Linked DNA regions of Mus musculus: all the other regions are linked to region 3. A link is a loop called in an ENCODE intact Hi-C map of the cell type or tissue named here. Cell type or tissue: left cerebral cortex. All regions are shown on one strand. Region 1 holds the start of Myrip (myosin VIIA and Rab interacting protein). Region 2 has its middle 5.0 kb from the start of Gm5922. Region 3 overlaps Myrip (myosin VIIA and Rab interacting protein). Region 4 has its middle 23 kb from the start of Gm38642. Region 5 has its middle 4.1 kb from the start of Gm38642.

Region 1 (5,000 bases), 74 kb before region 3:
TGTGTGAATATGTTTATGTGTGTGTAAATGTATATATAAGTATGTATGTGTGAATTTGTGTGAGAGTGTGTGATTGTGTGTATATGTGTGTGAGTGTGAATATGTGTGTATATGTATGTAAATGTGTGTATGTGTGAATGTGTGTTCCTAGAGGTCAGAGAATTTGCAAAGGCCCCCTGAGAGGTAAAGTGGCTCCCTGTTGGCCAGCAAGGGGGCGTGGCTCCCCAGCAAGGGGGTGTGAATCCCCAGTAAGGGGGCAGGTGCAAGAGGTAAACACTGGCTGGTTTTCACCACCCTGCCCATCTCATCTTCTTGGCTTACAAACTGTTGGAATACCCCAGTCTTTGTTCCTTGAGATGGCTCAGTGATAAAGGGTACCTGGTGACCTAGCATTTAATCTTTGCACATGCTGTAAGAAGAGAACTGTGCTGGCTGGTTTTGTGTGTCAACTTAACACAAGCTGAAGTTATCACAGAGAAAGGAGCCTCCCTTGGGGAAATGCCTCCATGAGATCCAGCTGTAAGGCATTTTCTCAATTAGTGATCAGGGGTGGGAGGGCCCATTGTGGGTGGTGTCACACCTGGATTGGTGATCCTGGGTTCTATAAGAAAGCAAGCTGAGCAAGCCAAGGGAAGCAAGCCGGTAAGTAACATCCCTCCATGGCCTCTGCATCAGCTTCTGCTTCCTGACCTGCTTGAGTTCCAGTCCTGACTTCCTTTGGTGATGAACAGCAATGTGGAAGTGTAAGCTTATTAACCCTTTCCTCCCCAACTTGTTTCTTGGTCATGATGTTTGTGCAAGAATAGAAACCCTGACTAAGACAAGAACCAACTCTCAAATGTTGTCTAGTTCCTTAGGGTTTCTATTGCTGGATAAGACACCATACCCATGGGTGCTCTTACAAAAGAAAACATCTAACTAGGGCTGGCTTACAGGTTCAAAGGTTTAGTCCATTACTGTAGTGGCAGGAAGCATGGTGGTGTGCAGGCAGACATGGTGCTGGAGAGGTAGCCGAGAGCTCTGCATCTGGATCCACAGGCAACGGGAAAAGAGAGTGACACTGGGCCTGGCTTGGGCTTCAGAAACCTCAAAGCCCACCTCCAGGGACACACCTCCAACAAGGGCATACCTACTTCATGGTCACTGCTCCTAATAGTGCCACTCCCTATGAGCCTATGGGGGCCACTTTCATTCAAAACCTCACACTTCCACGTGCATGCCTTGGCATCTGAATGCCCATGAACACATACAATAAATATTTAAAAATCATTGCAGCCTTTACAGTGCGTACAGACTGGATTTGTTCAAGAAGTACATAGGTATTTTATTTTTATTTTATGAGTATTTTGCCTGTATATAGGTCTGCCTGCTATTTGCACGCCTTCTTCATGTGGTCAGAAGGCTTCGGATTCCCTGGAATTGGAGTTACAGATAGTTGTGATCTGACATGTGGGTGCTGGGACTCAAACTCTGGTCCTCTGAAAGAGCAGACCGTGCTATTAACTCATGAGCCATCTCTCCAGCCCAGGGCAGGGGGATTTTGTTGGGTGATGTAACATGCACTCTGGGAAACAGAAGACTGAACTCAGTCCTGGAATCTTGTAATTCCAGCCTAGGGGATGGTGCCGCCCACAGCTGACGGGTCTCCCCATAATCAAGATAATCCTGCGGTGGAATGCCCAGAGGACCACCTCGTAGGTGGTTCTAGTTTGTCTCAAGTTGACAGTTGCAATTGATCATCACAATCATAACACATAGCTTTCCCCCAGAGAGAGCACACTTTGGTTGTGCTCAGTGGCAGGAGCTGAGACACTGGCAGACAAAGGTAGGAGGGAGTCTTGTGAACGGTTGAATGTTGGACTGTGTGGATACTAACCGGGCCTACATAAACAGATTTAGAACGGAAAATAAGTAAAATGTACACAAAATAAGCTTTCTTTCATTTTAGCAGTTTAAAAATCCCTCAAGGGAGGAAACCGTTTCTTTAGAGAAACCAATTTAATGCCTTACACGTTCTTAATTTTCCTCCCTCGTTGCTCCGCAAAGGCGCTTCCCCCCCCCCCCATCTACCTTGCATGCATTTACATAGGACACGACCTCAGCTCATTGACCTATGAGATTTAGAACTGAGATTTAGATTTTGAAATCACCGCCGTAGCGCTATAGAAGCTTTATTCTGACGGAGTCGCTGCTGCCAGGCAGTTGACACTGACAGGTGTTCCCCAGTCGACGCTGCTGAGGCTTAAGTAGTTGGTCTCAATATCCGGGGCCCTGGGCTTGCTGGATGAGCAAGTGCGGCCCTAGATTGCAGGACAATCTCAACTCCTTGTCATCCTTTGGGGACCATGGACTGCAAGCACGCGCCCCAGAGCACTCCTCACTGGCAGTATTCCAGGACTCACTATCCCAGAGGTGCAGCGGTTATGGGGGCGCACACAGGATTAGAACCCCCTGAGCCAAGTGCGAGGTAGTCAGTGTGTGTTGAATGAGCGAGCGTGGCTAGCTCAGTAAATTCCCTGGAGAAGAACGTAATCCAGACCGGAATCACAACGGTGCCTTAAAAATACCTTGGGGTGGGGGGCAGTGAAGTGAAAGATGTTGATGCAGGCGGGCCACGAGTCTTTGGTGAGGCTGGAGCCAGCAGGTCGCGCTGTTCCTAGGACTAAGAAGGCCCAGGTTGCGGTGACCCATCCTTCAAGCGGGCGGGTCTCCAAGGATGCAGAGCCTGACTTCAATACTAGGGATGACCTGAAGCTAGGGCTGGTTGAGTAGGGGTGCTCACGATCGCGACCCCCGCACCGCACTGCGCCGCAGCCCGCAACGACCCGGGTGCGCGCAGCCCCAGCCCCGCCTCTTCCCTATGCGCCCCGCCCCTCCCGGCGCGTGCCACCCGCGCACCCGGGGAGCTCGCGAGGAACCCGCGGGGTAGGCGGCCGGTGTCCCGGCGCAGGCGCGCTGGTGTCGCCGCCGCTCCCGCCAGCCGCCCCGCACGCGCCCCCGCCCCGCCTCCGCACGCGCCGCCGCCCCGGGCGCCTGTGATTGGCGGTCAGCGGGGCCCGCAGGTGGCGGCGGCCGCAGTGGCTTGGGCTGGCGCTGGCTGGGAGCCTGGAGCGGGCGCCTCCCTCGCGCCGCGCGCCCTCGTCCTGCCCGCGCTGCCCGGCTCCCGCTGTGACTGCGGCCCCAGCTCGGGCGCACCGGCGATCTGCAGCCTCGGGATCGCGCGCTGGACGCAGGCTGCGGCAGGTGACCCGGGGCCATCCGAGGCGCGGTGGCTGTGAGCCTGGCCGCCATCCATGAGCTCCGCCGCGGACCCACTCCAGGCCGGCCACCCCGGGTGAGTCCTCCAGCTCTCCCCTCCGCGCCCGCAGCTCGATGCCATGCTTCCCTGCCACGTTGCCGCAACTTTTGGGGTGGGTGTCTGAAGATGTCGCGCGCGCGGTCCCCCGCACCTGGTGCGCGTCTGGGGCCAGGGCTGCGGGACATGGCCAGCCTGCCTGTGCGGAGGGGACGGTGGGGTCTTGGACTTAGCCTCGACAGAGTCAGATCCGCCTCTTTCCGTGGCTACGGGGGCGGGAGCTGACCCCTGCGTTTCCCCGATGGCCACGTAGCGCTCGGGATGCGGTGCGCCGCGCACCTTGCTAAGGGATCCGCGCACCGGCGGGCGCCTCAAACCACCCGGTGCGCACCCGGCAGCTGGCCAGCATGGACCACGTGACTCTTTTAGACTCTTAATGTTTGTAAAATGGGGCTAATTAGGTACTCGCCGAAGGTCATGGCCAGGGCACAGCGTTAACCCCCAAGGCAGACTGCGTCTGGGCTCAGCCCCGGGTTGCCTGAGGAGGAGAGGTGCGCTGGTGAGGCAGGCACTGGGCGAGGTGTTCCTTCGTCCTGCTCTCTTTCTCGGTTCCTCCTATCTTCAAAGACAGGAGACTTGTTGAGGTTTCGAGCTCATCCGCAGGGTCTCAATAGCGGTTTCGGGGGGTGGGGGGGTGGTTAACGTCTGGCTGTCTTCCGTGTGAGCGTGCTGTGGAGCATTTGTGTGGTGGGAACGCTCACAGTTGCCGCATCCGAGGTTCCATCCTCTTCTAGTCACTCAATTGACTGATGTTTCTGCAGAGTGTGGAGTCGAGGACTCTGCTAAGCGCCAGGGCTTACATAGACTGTGTTTGGCTTCTGGTCTCCCAAATAAACCTTGTCCTCAGGACGTGTGTCCCAGCCACTCTTCCAAGACACACCAAAGGGAGGGAGCTGACACACCGAAAAGCAGCTTTCTCTGAAGATCTCTCCCATCCGCTAAAATTCCTTGAAAATGGACTACATTTCTATCCGCCCCACCCCTTACCTATAATATACATTTTGTTTATTATCTTGAGACTTTCCCAGGGACGGGAGAGAGATTGTTCCTCCTGCCCTGCCATTTCCCTGTTCCCACATGTCCTTCTCACCCTCTGACCTCCAGCTGCAGTTTTGATACTCAGTGATGACACTGTTACACATAGTCCTGGGATAATTGACAGGCGTTTTTTTTTTTATTTCTTTCTTTCTTTCTCTCCCCCCCACCTCCCCGCTCCTGGGGCTCCCGGGGTACGGTGTGAAAAAGCGCTGGGGTTGTGGTACCAGGTAGAGGGAAGATGTTGTAAGGGATCTTTCGGGAGGAGTGGTATGGAAATGAGGTGATTTCAAGGATTTGACAGCAACATCAGGACCCTGTTTGCAGATCTAAATATCTTTTTCTAGAGATATTTAGTTTTGGTAAAGCTTTGAAGACTGCTTTCCATCTTCAGATTGGAATCCAGTGGGTAGCTGTTTTCCTGATCTTCCCCCCACCTATGGAGGGGGTGCCTCTGAACTAGAAGTTGTGTCTCTTTAGCTGGGGACTCTCTGGAGGTCTAAGGAGAAATTGCCTCCCCTCCTCCTCCCCCCTCGTGGTGTATGGTTGTTTCTGGGCATGTGTGTGTATATATAGTCAAGCATGTATGTCTCTCTGAAGATGATGTCTG
Region 2 (5,000 bases), 240 kb before region 3:
TTATATATATACACACACATACATATATACATATATTTTTAATACACACACACACACACACACACACACACACACACACACATATATATATATTTAAAAGTGTATGTTTCCTTTTCTTTCTTTTAAAAAAACAGGGTCTCACTATGTAGCCCAAGCTGGCCTGCAACTTTCTTCACTACATAGACCAGCAGGCTGGCCATAAATTCACAGACATCCACCTGCCTCTGCCTCCAAAGAGCTGGAATTAGAGGCATGTACTACCATACCTGGCTTAAAAATTATGTGAACTGATCGTGTGTGTATGTGTGAGCACAAGTCAAGACGTCAGCCTCTGATGTCATCACTTTTTTTTGACAGTCTCTAGGTCAGTGGTTCTCAACCTGTGGGTCACAACACCTTTGAGGGTCAAAACCCTTTCACAGGGATCCCCTAAGACTACCAGAAAACACAGATATTTACACTACAATTCATAACAGTGGCAAAATTGAAGTTATGAAGTAGCAACGAAAATAATTTTATTGTTGGGGTCACCACAACATAAGGAATTGTATTAAAGGGTCACAGTGTTAGGAAGGTTGAGAATCATTGCTCTGGGTGGTCTAGGTTTCTGCAAATAGGTCATTTAGACTGATTGGCCATCAGTCCCTAGGGATCCTCCTCCTGTCTCTGCCTCCCCAGTGTGAAGATTGCAAGTGCGCACTAGCGTGTCTAGATTTAAAAAGAAAGGATTAGTGTGTGTGTGTGTGTGTGTGTGTGTGTGTGATATCCAATGCCCACTTCTGGACCTGCATACACTTGGTGCACATGAGCCCATAAAGTATTTTTATGTATGGACATAAAAATAAAATTAGCAATAAAGAGATCTTCATAGCAAATAGGAAACTGAGACACAAGTTCAAACTTACTTGGAGGGTGTCTTTAGTTTTTAGAATGACTTAGGTAGAGGGGCATCAGCTGTTTTCCCACCACTCCCAAGGGCAAGTGTACCTGGGAATTATCCACCACTTAAAGTGTCAGTCAGACAGTCTGGAAACCTTAAGAAATATGGAAGCACCAATAAGGGATCTAGTCTGAATAACAAGGTTAAGAGGGCTTCGGTGTCACAGACACAGGTTCTATTGTGAGAAACTGCATTGCTCCTGGAGCAGGAGGAGGGGCTTACCCAGGAAGTAAACACACAAGTCTCAGGAGGCTCCTGAAAATTACAAGGTTCGTGAGATCCCCCCTCCCCAAGGTTATGAAGTCAGTGGTGACTGCTGAACAAATATACTCTCAGACAGGCTGCAAACTGTGCTGGGAGCTTTAGGGATGCTGGTTTTATGGGTTGTTAACCTGTCCTGGAGTGGTGATCCACCTTCCCTGGAGTTATTCATGTTCCTGTAACTCCTCATCCAGTCTCTTGTAATAACATTCATAAACTTGCTAGTTCACTGACCTAGACTTCAGTGGGTAGAATTGTTCTCTTTGTTTTCAATGATTTATGCAAGTGAATACATGTTTGTTTGCATTTCCCAAGGAAAAGTCACATCACAGCCACCATGCTGGGTTTTATTCAGTGCATGAGTCAAACCCAGGGTTTCTGTATCCTAGACAAGCACTGTACCAACAGAGCTACATCCCCAGCCCTGAACTCACAGAGACCTCCTGCCTCAGCCTCCCGAGTGCTGGGATGATAGGTGAGCATTGACATTCTCAGCTCATCTGGATATCTAATACAGTAATTAGGAACAATACTGTCACAACATGGAAACTCTTGAACGGTCAGTGAACTTGGCCCAGATTATGACTAGTTCCTGATCTCTGTCAGCATGTCAGTCACCTTCTATGGGACTTGATAAGGTTTGGGAACTGTTTGGTTAATATCACAGCTTTATGTAGCCATAAGATAGCTACCAGGGCAATCCAGGAAGAGCCTTTCTAATTGAATAGCATTATTCTACGCCTTTCAACTGTTGGTACTGACTTACTCTGGCCACCAGGGGGCAGGACAGTACCATGGTTGCCAGAACAGACCTCTTCTGACTGGAATTCTGTTTGCTGCGGCACAAGCCTGTAATCACAGTTGAGTCACGAAGAGTTTCTAGTTTGCTTTTTGTGGCTGTGATTAAAAACAAAACAAAGCACAAAAGACAAAAGCTGGCTAAAAGCAACACGGGAGAAAGGGTTTTATGATTCCAGGTTACTGCCCCATACTGCAGGGAAATCGCAGAGGCCGAGACAGTTTGCCTCAGTCAAGTTTAGAGAGAGATGAAGGCACCCACACTGCATGCTGCCTGCTCACTTGGACACAGTCAGCCAGACTCTGCATAATTCTGCAGCCTAGAGCCCCCTATCCAGGACCTGGGGCTGCCCACAAAGGTTGACTCAAATAATAATCTGGACAATCATCCAAAGATATGTATGCCCACAGGCCAGCCTGATGTGGCCAGTCCCCCAGCTGAAACTCCCTTCTTAGCTGATTCTAAGCTGTATCAGCTTGACAGCCCAAACTAACCAGTACAAGCAAGGGCGGTGAGTTTGAGGTCAGCTTGAGCAACACAAAAAGACCCAGTCTTAAAAATAAAAACAAGACAGGTTATGTCACACAAGACACACACCTCTAATTCCAACAGTTAGGAAGAGAGGTAGGAAGATCTCTGTGAGTTCAAAGCCTACCAAGTGCGTTCCAGGACAGCCAGGGATACATAGTGAGACCCTGACACACACACACTAAATAAACCTAAACCAAAATACGTTCCCGCCCCCACCCCTGTAAAACACAAAACTAAACAGAACAAGTTACAAAAAGACAAGTGCATCTCCGACTGCTTACTTTGTGATTTAATGGAAGCTTGGGGGGGGGGGGGAAACTCCAGCACTTTGATGCTGTCCTCTGGCTTTTGTGGGGACTGTGCTTACAGGCACACCCACACATCTCATTAAAAATAAGGTCTTGGGCTGGTGAGATGGCTCAGCGGTTAAGAGCGCGGACTGCTCTTCCAAAGGTCCTGAGTTCAAATCTCAGCAACCACATGGTGGCTCACAACCATCTGTAATTAAATCTGATGCCGTCTTCTGGAGTGTCTGAAGACAGCTACAGTGTACTTACATATAATAAATAAATAAATATTTAAAAAAATAAGGTCTTTTAAAACGTTTTGGTTTCAAAAGCTATGAAAGTGATAATTAAAATATATACCTATTTGGTTGTTTTGGGGTACTAGGCAAACCAGGATGCTGGAGGCACAAGAAGACTTTCTCTGCTTACAAACAGGGCCCTTCATCCACACGAAACAAAGCAAAGACGATGAAACTCTCCATTCTCCATCTCTCAGTGTGAGAGCATGCAGAAACCTGTGACAGCACACAGCTTACCGAAACAACACACAGCTTCCCTGTGACAGCACACAGTTTCCCTGTGACACCACATAGTTTGCTGTGACAGCACACAGTGTTCCTGTGACAGCACACAGCTTCCCTGTGACAGCACATAGCTTCCCTGTGACAGCACACAGTGTCCATGTGACAGCACAAAGTGTCCCTGTGACAGCACACAATTCCCTGTGACAGCACACAGCTTCCATGTGACAGCACACAGTTTTCCTGTGACAGCACACAGTGTCCCTGTGACAGCATACAAGCTTCCCTGTGACAGCACACAGGTTTTCTGTGACAGCACACAGCTTCCCTGTGACAACACACAGTTTCCTGTGACAGCACAGTTTTCCTTTGACAGCACAGTGTCCCTGTGACAGCACACAGCTTCTCTGTGACAGCACACAGCTTCTCTGTGACAGCACACAGTGTCCCTGTGACAGCACACAGTTTCCTGTGACAGCACACAGTGTCCCTGTGACAGCACACAGTGTCCCTGTGACAGCACACAGTGTCCCTGTGACAGCACACAGTTTCCCTATGACAGCACAAGCTTCCCTGTGACAGTAGGCAGCATCCCTGTGACAGCACACAGTGTTCCTGTGACAGCACACAGCTTCCCTGTGACAGCACACAGTGTCCCTGTGACAGCATGCAGTTTCCCTGTGACAGCACACAGCTTCCCTGTGACAGCACACAGTGTCCCTGTGACAGCATGCAGTTTCCCTGTGACAACACACAGTGTCCCTGTGACAGCATGCAGTGTCCCTGTGACAGCACACAGCTTCCCTGTGACAGCACAGTTTCCCAATGATAGCACACAGCTTCCCTGTGACAGCACACAGCTTCCCTGTGACAGCACACAGTGTCCCTGTGACAGCATGCAGTTTCCCTGTGACAGCACACAGCTTCCCTGTGACAGCATGCAGTTTCCCTGTGACAGCACGCAGTGTCCCTGTGACAGCATGCAGTTTCCCTGTGACAGCACACAGTGTCCCTGTGACAGCATGCAGTGTCCCTGTGACAGCACACAGCTTCCCTGTGACAGCACAGTTTCCCAATGATAGCACACAGCTTCCCTGTGACAGCACACAGCTTCCCTGTGACAGCACACAGTGTCCCTGTGACAGCACACAGTTTCCCTGTGACAGCACACAGTTTTCCTTTGACAGCACAGTGTCCCTGTGACAGCACACAGCTTCTCCCTGACAGCACACAGTGTCCCTGTGACAGCACACAGTTTCCCTGTGACAGCACACAGTTTCCTTGTGACAGCACGCAGCGTCCCTGTGACAGCACACAGTGTCCCTGTGACAGCACGCAGTGTCCCTGCTTTCCTGGAGAAACCTCTGCTTGTGTGCATTTTGCAGTCCAACACTAGCAGTGTGTAGCAGTAGAGAAGAGGCCTCAGTTGTTAATTTCTACTTGGAAGTTCTCATCTGTGTAGAGTGTTTTATGATCCTAGTCCATGCTGCCTTCTCCCAGTCTCCTCCCACTCCTGAAACCCCCCTCATGCTCTGTCCAACTGCTCCCCATTCTACTTCATGAGTGTGTGTGCATGTATGTGTGTGTATGTGAGTGTGTGTGTGTGACTGTGTATGTGTGTGTGTGAGTGATATATGTCCCTGTTTGTGTCTGTGTGCTGA
Region 3 (5,000 bases):
TCCTTGAAAGTGATGTTTATCTAGACACACCGATCTTTTCTTTTATTGTCATGTGTATTTTTTTTTCACTGCTAAAAAAGAAAAAAATGAAGCAAACGTTGATGCTTTGTAAAAGTCTTGAGAGGCCTCTTTTGAGGGAGGTAAAGCCTGAGGAGATGGTTCGTGTGGTGAAGTGCTGAGTGCTTGCTTTGCCAGCGTGAGAACATGTGTTCAGTCACCAGAAGCTGTGTATAAACGTGGGGTGTGGTGATGCATGTCTATAACATTGGTGCTGGAGAGAAACATTCAGATCCCTGTGCTCATGGCTGGCCAGCCTAGCCTATGTGGTTAGTTCTAGGTCATTGTGATGGTTTGTATATTCTTGCACCAGGGAGTGGCACCATTTGGAGGTGTGGCCTTGTTGGAATAGGTGTGACCTGGTTGGAGTAGGTGTGTCACTGTGGGTGTGGGCTTAAGACCCACACCCTAGTTGCCTGGAAGTTAGTCTTCCACTAGCAGCCTTTGGATGAAGATGTAGAACTCTCAGCTCTGCCTGCATCATGCCTGCCTGGATACTGCCATGCTCCCACCTTGATGATAATGGACTGAACCTCTGAACCTGTAAGCCAGCCCCAATTAAATGTTGTTTTTTTATAAGACTCGCCTTGGTCATGGTGTCTGTTCACAGCAGTAAAACCCTAACTAAGATAGTCATGGAGAGACCCTGCCTCAAAAAGAAATCAAAGTTAGAAGGATGGAGGGTGTACTTGTCTTCTGGCCTCCCCCTGAACACTCATGGGCTCGAGCATACACACACACACATGCACACATACATGCATACACATGCATGCACACATACATGTACACATATACACATTCACACATACATATGCACACACACAGGCACACACATAAACATGCACCCATACACACGAACATGCACACACATGCACGTGCACACACACATATGTATACACACGTATGCACACATACATGTACACACATACATGCACACAATCCCCTCTGGTTAGTGTGTCTCTCCCACAGATGTTCAGATGCCATCAGCACCACCTTGAGCCACAAATCAAGCTGGTTCTGGAAGAGACCAGAACCCTCCTACAGAGACCAGAGACAAGGTAAAATGTTTGGCCCACATCAGGTGTGTTTGAAGAGAAGCTTTAGACAGGCAGCTGCCCAGTGTGCTGTGTAACAAACAGCACCGCACCGAGCGAGCGCCATTGGTCTTTGCTGACACAGGGTGGGAACAGGGGTTAGGATGCTTCTGAGAGCTGGGGCCCGACCTGGAGCTGCCCCAATTCTCCACAGACACCTCATTGTGGATTCCTTTACTTGTGGCTTTTCCTTATTTTCCCCTCTTCCATTTTTATATGAGAACATTACCAACTACTGCTTGTACTCTCTCTCTAAGTCTTTCCTTCCCTCGCTCCCTCCCCCCTCTTTCTGTCTCTTCTTCTCTCTTCCTCTTTCTTTCTCTCATTTCTTCTCTGTTCCCCTCCTCATCTCCTTCCCCTCAAGAATATTAGAGGTGGGAAAGACCCAGGTTTGCAGTCTAATCTGAGTCACGTCAGCATCTTCCCTGGACAGCATGCTCCTCCCTGGATGTTAGTTGACTCTGGGCCACACCCAGTTTCCCCTGCCATTGAGGGTACCCATGTCCCAGTGGCTGGCACTGGCTAGTTGTGAGGTATGACTGAGTCTACCTCTGGTAAAATTCCATAATAGACATGGCACCACCCTCTGGAGTGGCTTCCTATAGACACGACTGGTAAATAGAAACAAAACATTTTCCTCTTCTTATTGTATTTTTATTTTTTTGTTTTGAGACAGGATTTCATGTGACCCAGGATGGCCTCAAACTCAGTATCTAGCCGAAGTTGACTTAGAACTTCAGATTCCCTGCCTCTATTCCCAGAGTTTACAGGGATGTGCTACAGGGATGTGCCATTGCACTAGGTTTATGTGGTGCTGAGGGGTAAACCCAGGGTTTAATCAAGCCTTGGAAGCCCTCTGTCACCTGAGCTGCACTCCAAGACCCTGTCCTTGCTTATTAAAGCAGGTCTGGTTCCATGGCCAGGGCAAGCTCTGGGCTCCACGTGAGCTCAGTGTGAAGCAAACTCCCACTGAGCTTTGCCGAGCCTTGCCCCTTCTCCTTTCCTTCTCTTCCTTTACGCCCTTCCCCTGACCCCTTGATCTTCAGTGTCTTTTTTATTTTTGGATAAATGCATACAGGTATACAATGTGTTATGTAACAACCACCCTACGGCCTTCACTCAACTCCTCTCAGAATACCCTGACAGCCTTCTCCCAATTTCATGTCCTGTCCTCTCTTGTTAGAGCTTCTGTCACCCGCCGAGTTCAATGAGCACTGCCCACCCATGGGTTTGGGGTCACCCCCTGGAGCAGCCTCCCAGCCATCCCACAGGGAACAGGGAAAGCTTAATTCCAACCCCATCTGGGCCCTGACATCCAGCTCAGAGCTGTTCTGCTCTGTTGCTGTGTAGAGGGACGTGCTGGTGTCTCTAGGAATTGTGCTTAGCAATGTGACACTTATTCCTAGTCCCTGCCTGCCTGCTGCCTTCCTCTGTGCTTGCCTGCCCAAGACCCTGCCCTGTGACTCTTTCCCTAACACAAAAAGAAAACTTCCTCACTAAAGAAAACACCCCCCACCCCCCAGTAGCCGTCAACAGCCAGGAGTTCCTCACCCCTGTACCACTTTTGAAACCACTCTTAGACTGCACCACACACACAGGAGTTCCGCCCAAGGTGCCCACTCTTTGGGCCTCTGATTCTTCGTCTCTCAAATGAAGGTAGCTCACCACACACACTAAGGAAGATTATTCCGAGGCTGGGTAAAGGTGTTGTGTCTGGGAAGGCTGTGAACGTGGATACCCAACGGCTAGAGAATTAGTAACAAGAAAACGGAAATTGTATTGAAGGGTTTCAGTGTAGTTGTTATTTCGTGTGGTTGTCCTGGTCATCGCTGCCCAATAAAAGGCAGTAAGTGCATTCATTCCCTTGGCTAAGGAAAACACCTTCCAGCTCCCAAGTGCAGGGCTGCCCTCTAGTGGTCTCTGTGCGGATGTGAATTTTAAAAAATCGGTTTTTAAAACTCATGTGCGTGTTTGCATGTTCCTGTGACTGTGTTCATGCATGTGGATGTAGCTGCACACATGTCACGACATGCATGTAGAGGTCACGGGACAATCTCCTGTATCAGGCCATGCCTTCTACCTTGTTTGAGACTGGGTCTCTTCTTGACCATTGTAAATGCCAGGCTAGCTGGCTCACAAGCTCCCAGGGTGCTCAACCCCCTAGCCCCCTGTAAGAGCTCCGGGATTACAGATGCGCACCACCATGCCTGGCTTTACATGGCATTGGGGGATCTGAACTCAAGACCACACACTTGTTCAGCAAGCACTGTACCTACCGAGCCAGCCCAGAGAATAAAATCTTGCAGACAGATGGCAAACTGTCATTCTCAGTAGCCCACAGGTGTTCTCCAGGGATAAATTACACACCCCGTGGTCACTCTGACCTCTCCAGCATTCTTGTTTACATACGCACACACTTCTGAGTGTTGGAAGAACTCTTGGTGTCTACCGTGGGAGCCAGAGCAGGTCAGTGTGTGCACCCTGAGAGAAGCACTCTGAGCGTAGAACCGCTGGCATTTGTGTGAGAGAGAGGTCGATTTGTCTTACAGAATATGCTTAGGTGATGGTGCCCACTGGCTGATCCAGTCTTCAGGGTGAGTGGAGGTTGGAGATCCAGGGGGAGTTGCTAGTTCAAGGCCGGAGGCGGTGTGGTCTATCGGCCTTGTTTCTGCTTCTCTGGTGAGTGTGGGTGAGATCTAGCCACTTACAGGGAGTAATTGGTGTGAGTTGAAGTCTACTGATTTAAACATAAATCTTTTTTAAAGACACTGTGTGTGTATGTGTGCATGTGTGTTTGTGTATATCTGGGGAGGGTTGCGTATGTGTATCTGTATGTGTCTGTATCTGTGTGTGTCTCTTTGTATGTCTGAGTGTCCATTTGTGGTCTGTGTATATCTTGTATCTGTGTGTGTCTGTGTCTTTGCCTCTCTCTCTCTCTCTCTCTCTCTCTGTGTGTGTGTGTGTGTGTGTGTGTGTGTGTGTGTGTGTGTGTGTGTTTGTGTGTGTGTGTGTGTCTAGGAATCAAAACTTAAGGCCTCTAGAGGAGTAGGGCATACTCCTACCTACTAAGCTGTCTGTCCAGCCCTCTGGATATCAGCCTTATCTTAAAAAATACCTAGACAACAATATCTAGATTGATCTAACCAAATATTTAACTCTTTCCGGATAGATACAGAACATTAACTTAGGTTTTCTGAAAACATTTTTGGATGTATCTGGCATTTGTCTGCAAACATCACCATCCCTTCAGGAGAGAGCCCTGGGCAGTGTCTTCATGCTCCATCGTTCTTGTCTTTCATGGCCCCATCTTTTTCTGTCTCTAAACTGCTCCATGCTTAGGATATGTCATGGCTTGAGGCAGCAGCTCCACAGATGTCTGTTTCATAAAGAGCCACATAAATTATGTAGCATCCATTTATGAGCACAACAGACATCTTAACAAGCTATGAATCTATGTGCTCAATATGAATGTTAAAGTAATGGATGAATTTAGTTTTGGATTCAGAATATACTTTCTATTATATTTTAAAAATAAAACCAAATCATAGTGCTTAAAGTGGCTGCTTGTTTTCATTCCCAAGTGGCCTTCTATGTACACAGCCGACCACATCTATGCCTCTGCACTAGGGTTCACTTCCTCTCTGGGTAAGCGGGGGGGGGGGGGGGGGGGAAGGCAGCCTGAAGAGGAGGGCACACTGCTGTCCCCAGCGGCCTCCTGGGAAGAGAAGATCAGGGAACTGGGAGATCCATGAGGCTCTGCAGCTCTGCACATGAACATCAGACCCTGGGAAGCGGTTCTGTCCAATTGTCCTGCACATGTATGAATACCTCATTTCCTCTTTTACTTTT
Region 4 (5,000 bases), 190 kb before region 3:
CTCTTTCAAATGATGGTGTCTTTTGCCATATGGAAGCTGTTCATCTTCATAAGGTCTCATTCATTGGTTGTTGTTCTTAGTGCCTGTGCTATTGACGTTCCGTTCAGAAAGTCTTCTTCTGTGCCAATGAGTTCAAGCCTATTCCCAACTTTCTCTTTAATCAGTTTCAGGGTATCTGGCCTTACACTGAGGTCCTTGATCCAGCACTATTTGTTGAAGGTGATGTATTTTATCCAGTGTATGTTTTTGGCTATTTATTTATTTTAAAAACTAGGTGACCATAGGTATGTAAAATTATGTCTGGGTTTTCAATCTGATACCATCAATCAATATGTTCATTTTTATGCCAATGCTGTGTGGTTATTACTATATCTCTATAGTACAACTTGATATTGAAGATAGTGTTACCTCAATTGGTTCCTTCATTATTCAGGATTGTTTTAGCTATTGTGGGTGTTTTGTGTTTCCATATGAGGCTTGAAACTGTGTTTTCAGGTTCTGTGGAGAATTATGTTGGAATTTTGATAGGTATTGCATGTAATTTGTAGGTTGTTTTTGGTAGGTATCCGTTTCACAATCTTAGTTCCACTGATCCATGAGCATGGGAGATCTTTCCATCTTCTGATGTCTTCTTCAGTTTCTTTCTTTGAATTCTTAAGATTTTTATTGTGCAAGTCTTTCACTTCTTTGGTTATCCCTCAAACTCTTTTGAGGCTTTTGAAAGGTATGGTTTCCTTGATTTCTTTCTCAATTTTCTCCACCCTACTTTGTTAGCTGGAGTCAGTGTCTCCAGATTACCACTTTCTTGTTGTTTTTCTCCAAATTCCTTGAAGTCAAGCTCGTTTGTCAAACTTCTCAGGAAATAGAAACAATCTGTGTATGCACGGGGATGTTCGTTATCAAGAACTGGCTTGTGAGCCCAAAGGCAGAGCAGTTCTAATATCCATGCTTACAAACTGAGGATCCAGAATATGAGAGCTGATGGTGAGTCTGAGGAAACCCAAGAGCCTGAGGCCAGGGAGACCTATTGGGGTCTGTACTGGCTGGTTTTGTGTGCCAAGTTGACACAGGCTGGAGTTATCACAGAGAAAGGAGCCTCCTTTGAGGAAATGCCCCCATGGGATCCAGCTGTAAGGCATTTTCTAAATTAGTGATCAAGTGGGAAAGGACCCCTTGTTGGTGGTGCCATCCCTGGGCTGGCAGTCTTGGGTTCTATAAGAAAGCAGGCTAAGCAAGCCAAGGAAGCAAGCCAGAAAGGAACATCCCTCCATGGCCTCTGCATCAGCTCCTGCTTCCTGACCTGCTTGAGTTCCAGTCCTGACTGACTTTGGTGATGAACAGCAATGTGGAAGTATAAGCTGAATAAACCCTTTCCTCCCCAACTTGTGTCTTGGTCATGATGTTTTGTGCAGAAATAGAAACCCTGGGTAAGACAGTGTCAGCTCCAATCCAGAGGCTGAGAGCCTGTGAACATAAACAGGTTCAAGTCCAGTGGCAGCCAGTGTCACAGCTTGTCGGGGCTATGTGGGCCATACACTGACTGGATGGGGCCCATGCTGTGTCTCCACCCTTTAACTCTCTACGCCACCACATCAGTCTACACTTAGATTTTCACGTTATCCAGAAACATCCTCCGTAGGAACAGACCCAGTCAAACTGCCGCCCATCCCGCATCACCCCAAACAAGTTTTGTGTCCACTTACACTGAAAAGGTTATTTTCAGAAGTGGGTCTTCAGAATTTCTAAAACTCATAGAATAAGGGGGATTAAAAGTTGTCTAGTTACACACACAAAAAATGACTCATTAAGCAATAATAAAAGTAGGACTTTCTCTTTTTTCCCCCTCAATTCCTCTTAGTTCTTTGAGAATTTTGTACAAAGTTATATCTGCCCCGTCCCCAGCCTCTCCCATTCTCTTCATCCCCTCTTCCCTCTCCACCTAATTTTGCCCCCCTTTTAGTCCACCAAGTCACTGCAGTTGGCACACCCACATAATCTGGTGGGTGCCCACTGGACCGGGGTGCTTTCACTTAGCAGGGCCCACACCCTTAAAGAAGACGGACTCTTCCGCTCCTAGCAGCCATTAACCGCCAATGGCTCCTCCTCAGGTGTGGGGCTCACACTTATCCCCTTTCCACACTGGCGTTCGGTGGGCTTAGGTTTGTGCAATGCTTGAGACCGCTGCCACAGCCACGGGTGAGCTCATATGTGCAGCTGTCCTGCTGTATCCGGATGGGTCTCTTTCCCTTTCGTTATCCACTGCCTCTGGATCTTACAGTCTCTCTGCCTTTTCTCCAGCAGCGGTTCCGGAGATGTCGCTTTTCAGCTGAGCACACACACACACACACACTCTCTCTCTCTCTCTCTCTCTCTCTCTCTCTCTCTCTCTCTCTCTCTCTCTCTCTCTCTCTCTCTCTCTCTCTCTCTCGCTCGCTCTCCTCACAGCCTGGAGGCTCTGTGGGTCTCGGTGTTAATCGCCGCCGTCTATTGTAAAAGAAGCTTCTCTGTTGAGGGCTGACGGACGCATTGATCTGTGGGTATACGTCATTAGGAGCTGGTTTAATACTGTGACCATTTCGCACTGCCCGCTCCTCCCTAGCCCCTGCATCGTCTCCCCCCACCCCACCACCTCCATAGCCTTTCTCAATTTCAAGCCCATTTTCCAAAGACACCTGAATAAACGGCCACTAGAGGGCAGCACCGGCTGCAGTTTCTCCTGAAACCTCTGAACTTTTCAGTGGGGCCAAGGCTGACAAAGGTTGGCTTCTAATTACCACCATACTCATGGTATACAGAGAGATTTTTCTCTTCTTCAGGAATAGTAGGCAATTGAGAGCTTTGTCATAGAGGCAGCTTTTGAGTCAGAATTCGTCTTGACTTTGATTTGATGGAAATGCCCGCAGAAGGGGGACTGGATATGCTTACTGCTTCCTTCCTCGGGCTGATGACACAGAGCAGCCGTGCGTAGCTCTCAAGAGCAAGCTGCATGCCAGTGTAGGTGTGGCCAGAGCCCCAGCTCAGGAGAGTTCTCATTCCAGAGGAGTATGGAGCCATCATCGACAGGACAGACAAGCTAACCCCAAGGCTGAGGTTACCGCAGACAGAAACAGCCAGGCAAAGCCAAGGCTTGGTCAGATCCTACGTTTGTGGTATCAGCTTTACACAGCGACAGGAGCTGGGGTGCTGATCAGGATGCTCACGTTAATTTGGACCTTGAAGTCTCATTGTTTGGTGCCTGGTAACAACAGCCATGGTAAAAGAAGAAAATATTTGTGATACCAGTGACTCAGCATGTTGTAAAATATTGAGGCTGGCTGGCCAACAAGCAAACAGAACAAACGAACCCCCCACAAATACTCCTCCTCATGAGGCCAGCGTTGATGCTGTAGGGCTTAGTGGGCAAAGGCTTGGTATGCAAGTGTGAGACCCTCAGTTTGGACCCCAGGGACCCATGGAAAGCCCCACACGGTAAGACAATCCAGTAATCCCTCTGCTCCTGTGGATGGAGGCAGATGGCAGCGAATCCCCAGAAATTCACAGGCCAGCTAGCCTGTTGTGTGTAGCGGGAAACAACATGAGACTTGGATTCAGTCAAGGTGAGGCAGTTACCTGCAGCTCTCCTCTGATTGTCACCTGTGCACTGGGCACACGTGTGCCTGCACTCACTCATGAGCACACAAGCATGGGGATAAAAACACAAAAATCCTTAGGGAAGCGGTGTCATAATTACATTGGATATGTTCCCTTCTGTGGCAGGTTCCATCCTGCCTCGAATTGGACAGCGTGCGATTACCAAGTGGGAGGGGTCGCCCAATGTTTCCAAGCCCCAGTCTCTATGTAGCCTGCCCAGAGTCCACTTGGCTTGGCTTCTGAGGCCTCACCCTGTGCTCGAAGCATCCTGTCAGCTTCTTCGTGAACCTGGAACCTGCTAGGCAGAAAGACAAAAGGAAATCCTGAGGTCAGCAGAACAAGCCTGCAGAGTGGTTGATCCACTTTCAGAACACGTGGATGGCTGGCGCTATGCTAACTCCGCATTCCGCTATTTTTTGCCAAAGCCCATGACTCTGTAGACTGCAGCTGAGGGTGTTTTGCAGGCAGATATAGCTTTGAGCTCTTTTGTGAGCTTGGCTCTGACTCCAGGAGGTCTTGATGCACACGAAGATCTGAAGAAGAGGATATGCCAAGAGGAGTTATGCAAGCCTTGCAGAAAGAGTGAGACTTCCTACTTGGAGAGTAGAAGGGAGAGGAGGAAGCACAGTAGGACTACAGCTTCCTGGACTCCCCCAGGAGCGGCCATTTTAGGAAGAACAAACCTCTCTGTCTCCACTACTTTTATTTTTTCCCATAAAAAATATTCCATGCATCCATCCATACATGTATGTATACAGGTATGTATGTATGCATGCATGTATATATGTATATATGCAGGTATGCGTGCATAGCTATATGTATGTTCATAGGTATGCATGTGTGCATGTCTGTATGTATATATGTAGATATGATATGTATGTGTGCAGGTATGAATGCATATATACATGTATATATGTATGTCTATATGTATGTATGCAAGTATGTGTGAGCACATGTCTGTATGTATGCATGCATCTCTCTCTCTCTCCACATATATATTTATATATGCAGGTATGCATGCATGTCTATCTGTATGTATGCAGGTATGCATGCATGTAAATATGTGTATATACACAGATATGTATGCATGCATACATGTCTATATGTATATATACAGATATGTACGCATACACATCTATATGTATGTATACAGGTATGCATGTATGCCTATATGTATGTATGCACTTGGAGGTAGCAGTTCATGTGTGGAGGAGTAGGGTCTGAGGATAACTTGGGGCAGTCATTTTTTCTCCATTTTGAGTTTGCAATAGTGGTTTTCCTTGAGCTTCCAGAGTTTTGTTCGATGAGGGCAGATCCCTTTGTCAAGTAAATCAGAGATTTTTATATGTCCCCTTCTCTCCATTCACACT
Region 5 (5,000 bases), 170 kb before region 3:
TTCTACAGTCCCAGGGAGTCTGCTGGACAGCGCAGCTCTCTGCAGCGGTTGCTCCCACTCCCCTTTAGTATTGAAGCTCTAGAACAACCTTGTTATGGTGTATTGTGTTTCACGTCCACATATTTATCGCAAGCAATGGCTCACATCACTATGGACTGCGATGAGCATTAGTATCTGAGGGCGACTAGCAAGCTGTCGATCAGGAGAGATGATGAAGTGGTTGTGGCTGGAGTTTGGAGGATGAGAACATGGGAGACTCCGTGGAGCAGTTCCTGGAGGAGGCTGAAGGTACAGGAAGAGCAGGTGTCTCCACAGAGAGGCAGGAAGGGGCCAGGGTTCTAGTCCCAAGGTCAACGTGCAGTTTTCAGGGTAAGGCTTCTTTTCGTGTCAGATTTAACAGCTGGGTGAGTCTCGGTGTTAGCTTTATGTCACCGTGACCAAGCACCCGAGACTATCAACCTGAAAGGAGGAAAAAAAAATCTATTTTGACTCATGGTTTAAGCACAGCTATTTAAAAAAAAGGATTTATTTTACTTTTTATTCATGTGTCTATGTGTGTCTGTGTGCGCATCTGTACACATGAGTGTGCCTGTGGACGCTACAAATGGATACTGGGTCTCTTGGAGTTAGAGTTACAGGCACTTGTGAGCTGCCTGACATGAGTTTGAGGACCTGAATTCAGTCCTCAATAGTGTGTGTTCTTAACCTCTGAGCGTCTGCGCAGCCACAATTTCAGAGTTTTTTGGCCCATGAGTCCAGGCTGGCTCTGGGCCTGCGTTGAGGAAGAGTAATGTGTGAGTATCCAGGGTGGAGCACAGGCCCTCACCTGAAGGCAGCCTGGAGGCAGAGACAGAGTGACAGGGACACAGAGACAGTGAGAGAGACAGAGGGGATGGGGCGGACTGAGGGCCTGCCACTGAGCCTGGCTGATGCCCCCTACGGTGGTGCCTCGGGCAGCGGGCCAAGCGAGTGGCTTTTGTGTCATTTAAAGCCCAGCACTGACCTGATGAGCCTCATCTACGTTGGAGGCAACACATTTTGCTCCTTGCTTCAGGAATGCTAACCTTGGGCTGTGGAGACGGCACAGAGCTTAAGTGCCTCCCTCACAAACTGGAGGACCGGAGTTTAGGTCCCCAGAAACCAGGGGATGTTGGGTGTGTGGGCCTGTCTGTGATTCCAGCATTGGACTGAGCTGACTGTCAAGATAGCCATATGGGTAGGCTCTGGTTTAAATGAGAGACCTCAATGAATACCTACATATTCATGTGTGCTCACATATGTGCAAACCAGCATGCTTGTATGCACACTGCACACATGCCACACACACACACACAGCACACACCCAGTACACACATGTACTTCACATACCACATACACATACTGGACACATACAGTGTACACACACACCACACATACACACTGCACACATACACTACACAAACACAGTGCACACACTTTACATACCACACACACAGTGCATACACACTTCACACATACTACACACACATACACCACACATACACACTGCACACACACAGTGCAAACATGCACTTCACATACCACACACACATACTGAACACACACAGTGCATACACCACACACACACACACACACTGCACACACATGCTGCACACACACTGCGCACACACACACATACTCACAAACATGGAAAATATTAGACCATATGCCCTCTCTGTGGGTCATACCCCAACACCTCCACGGCATCACCAACCCAGAGTCTCACTAAACCTTGCTGTGCAAAAGTCTACAAGCGGTGTGGGTGCACATATGTAACACCGGCCTTGAGGCAGGTGGGGATCATAATAGCAAGGTCAATCTTGAATACAGTCCTCATCTCAGAAAGGGCTCGTTTGGGAGCTGAAGCAGCTGGTCCGTCAAACAGCAGTAGTCAGGAGCAGAGAGAAATCTGCACACCCGTTTGGTCTGCTTGCTTACTGCTCATGCCCCCCCTGGCCTTCCTCACTCTTTTAAAAGAGTATTTATGGGAGGCAGAGGCAGGCGGATCTCTGAGTTCGAGGCCAGCCTGGTCTACAGAGTGAGTTCCAGGACAGCCAGGGTTACACAGAGAAACCCTGTCTCAAAAAACAAAAACAAAACAAAACAAAACACAACACAACAACAACAACAACAACCACAACAAAAAAGAGTATTTATTTTGGGTGTATGAGTGTTCCTCCTCTCGGTATGTACATGCACCATGTGCATGCTGTACCCCCAGAGGCCAGAAGAGGGCGATGTTGTCCCATTGCCTGAAATTGGAGTTCTGGCCAGCAATCTAGTGTACAAACCCACACAGATACGCAGACACACATAATTACAAATAAAACACGTCTCTACAAAAGAGGGTTCTTTATGAATACCAAAAGGTATGAGCATCTCTCTGGAAATCCAGCAGGTCTTAGGGACTCTACTAGGAACCAGGGACAAAGCCAAAATAGGTGATGCATTATGCTATAGTGTGTCAACATGTTCCCAGGTAGATCCTGGAATCTGAAATTCAAGAGGAAAGAGGTGGTCCACAGGCGTTCTTAACTGGGCATCAGAGCACTTTCTAAAGCACGAGACTCTTAGGCTTTTTTTTTTTTTTTTTTTTTTTTTTTGAGTCATTATCCTCACTGTGGCAGAGATTCAAATCACATTTAATATCTTTCTATTATTTCCACATCATCCATCCACATTCCCAGACCAATAACTCAGCCACGATGGCAGTCGTCAGACCTCACTGGGGAGGAAAATAATTTGATTCTGCTCAGAAAGGACACGTTGGTCTGTGTCACCCCTCTAAGATCAGCAATCAAAGCAATTGTGATTTTCTCCTTTTCCCCTGGCTTGATAAGACCTTTCTCCATAATGAATAAATGTGTATTCATGCACTGACCCCGAGTGTTTTCCCTCTAGAAATAATTGTGTGCCTCTCTGAAGAGACTCCTTATTATCCCCACAGAGAAAAGATGGCTGTGTCACCAGTGGCCCGTGGTTCACTGACGTAGGCCTGTGAGTCAGCTGGACCCTGGACAGTGATCATAGCTGTGACAAGAGGGGACAGACTTCTGCTCTGGGAGTTGCTAATTAGAGAACAGGGAGGGAGTCATGATAGGGAACATTCCAGAAAGGAGTCTCTGCTGAGTTATAATTATGGCTGGGTCAACTCACAGTCACTTATGAAAGTAAAAGAGTTTCCATTGGAACAACCAAAGGCTGAGGGTTTTAAACTTGACACCAAGACATCGCTGTAAAAATGGCTCCTAGCTTGCTCCCTACTGCTGAGTAAACACCATGACCAAACACTTGGAGAGGGAAGGGTTAACTACACCTTAACCCTTGTAGTCCATCCTTCAGGGAAGTGGGGGCGGGGAGGGGGGGGGGACTCAGGGAAGATGGGAACTGAAGACATGAGGGAACTTTGCCTACTGGCCTGTTTCCCATGGCTGGTCCATCCTGCTTTCTTATACAACCCAGGACCCCCTGCCCAGGGAGGTCACACCCACAGTGGGCTGGACCCTCCCACACTCATCAAGAAAATATCTGTGGACTTGCATACAATCTGATGAAGGTGTTTTCTCAGTCGAGAGTCCCTCTTCCCTGACTTGTGTCAAGTTGGACACACACACACACTAGCCAACACACACACACAGTATAGCCAACACACACACACACACACACACACACACACACACACACACACACACACACGTCAGCACACCAAGGGAGCAGTTGAGACAATGCAGATGTAGAAGAGAGGCCAGATTCTGGGATAACCCTACACCTCTCTAAGAAGTACCCACTGTGGCTGAGCCTGCTTGGTAGAGAACTTGTCTAGCATGCACTAGGTCCCAGGTGTGATACACAGCATCACACAAACTAGGAGTGGTGGCTCACACCTGTGATCCGAGCACTCTGGAGGTGGAGGCAGGAGTATCACTGTCTTGCTAGGGGTCATTGCTTCTGGGTTACTTAGAACTAAGTCCAGGAAGCTCATACGTAAATGGGGACAGTGGCTCTGTGGTCAACCGCAGAGGGATTTCAGGGAAGATGTCAACACATGGTCCCGAATCCGAAATGGTTTATTTGTTGGTTATGTTTAGAATTGTTAAATTCCCTTGCTCCACGCCCGCATCTTCCAGTTCTTATAATTAAAATTAGGATGGCTTGGAGGTTCTTTCCTCCCTCCCTCCCTCCCTCCCTCCCTCCCTCCCTCCCTCCCTCCCTCCCTCCCTCCCTCCCTTCCTCCTTCCTTCCCTCCTTCTCTCCCTCCCTCCCTCCTTCCTTTCTTCCTACAGAAGGAAGAGAGACAGGATCTTCTGTATCTTGGGGCAGCATCCAATTCTATGTAACTAAGAATGGCTTAGAACTCCTGAACCTTCTGCCTGTACATCCGAAATGGTTGGATTACAGGCATAAGCCACCACATTTGGTTCAATAATTAAATTAACTAATTAACTGATTGCTCGATCAAATACAGGATTTCATGCAGCCCAGGCTAGTCTCAAACTCAGCATGTAGCTGAGGATACTCTGACTGCTCCCTCCATCCGAGTGCTGGGATTACAGGCGTGTGCATCCATGACCTGCTTACGTGGAGCTGTCAACCAAATCCAGGCCTTTGTGTGTGCTAGGCAAGCACTCTACCAACTGAGCCACACATCCAGCCCTGGAATTGTCTTTTAACCAGAGCATGTGAGAGAGGTCTTTATAGACACTATTATTGCACATATTTTTTTTTTTTGTGGCTGTTGTTGTTTGAGGAACTGGGGAATTGAACCCTTGAATCCAGGACCCTTTTCATGTTAGGCGAGCATTCGACCACTGACCTACATCCTCAGTGAAGAGGGAAGCTTTCTAGAAGCAGCAGAAGTATCATCAGTCAGACATGGGCCTGATGTGGGATCAGCAACCAAAGCCATGGCATAAGAAAGCAGTAACAATGTAACATTTGGAAAGACAGGGCTATTGTTTCCTAGCAGAATAAAGCAAGGAATC

The links. Peaks named below come from ENCODE experiments on the same cell type or tissue, not always from the same donor. Only the 100,000 strongest peaks of a DNase experiment are listed, where the experiment ranks them.
Region 1: a loop joins it to region 3, with 5 times the contacts of the local background. A loop is called at or near these places in 19 of 42 quality-filtered maps.
Region 2: it touches region 3 in a loop (4-fold over the local background); 9 of 42 quality-filtered maps call a loop at or near these places.
Region 4: it touches region 3 in a loop (7-fold over the local background); 19 of 42 quality-filtered maps call a loop at or near these places.
Region 5: it touches region 3 in a loop (2.6-fold over the local background); 24 of 42 quality-filtered maps call a loop at or near these places.

The regions. Positions count from the first base shown.
Region 1 is chr9:120,300,867-120,305,866 of GRCm38, forward strand. Myrip (myosin VIIA and Rab interacting protein) reads left to right here and starts at 3,207. Exons shown (of 17, transcript NM_144557.5): 1 at 3,207-3,334. In left cerebral cortex, a CTCF peak has its summit at 2,638; DNase peaks (open chromatin) are centred at 2,298, 2,838, 3,373, 3,756 and 2 more places; H3K4me3 peaks cover 2,825 bases; H3K27ac peaks cover 2,699 bases.
Region 2 is chr9:120,138,856-120,143,855 of GRCm38, forward strand. No RefSeq gene overlaps it. Among named protein-coding and RNA genes, the nearest start is that of Gm5922, 5.0 kb to the left of the region's middle. In left cerebral cortex, a CTCF peak has its summit at 1,975 (motif pointing right); a DNase peak (open chromatin) is centred at 1,985.
Region 3 is chr9:120,374,901-120,379,900 of GRCm38, forward strand. The region is part of intron 2 of Myrip (myosin VIIA and Rab interacting protein); the gene reads left to right. Among named protein-coding and RNA genes, the nearest start is that of Gm34159, 14 kb to the left of the region's middle. In left cerebral cortex, a CTCF peak has its summit at 3,064 (motif pointing left); a DNase peak (open chromatin) is centred at 3,047; H3K27ac peaks cover 593 bases.
Region 4 is chr9:120,188,910-120,193,909 of GRCm38, forward strand. No RefSeq gene overlaps it. Among named protein-coding and RNA genes, the nearest start is that of Gm38642, 23 kb to the right of the region's middle. In left cerebral cortex, a CTCF peak has its summit at 2,712 (motif pointing right); DNase peaks (open chromatin) are centred at 2,199, 2,700 and 4,060; H3K4me3 peaks cover 644 bases; H3K27ac peaks cover 2,764 bases.
Region 5 is chr9:120,208,010-120,213,009 of GRCm38, forward strand. No RefSeq gene overlaps it. Among named protein-coding and RNA genes, the nearest start is that of Gm38642, 4.1 kb to the right of the region's middle. In left cerebral cortex, a CTCF peak has its summit at 2,249 (motif pointing right); a DNase peak (open chromatin) is centred at 2,256.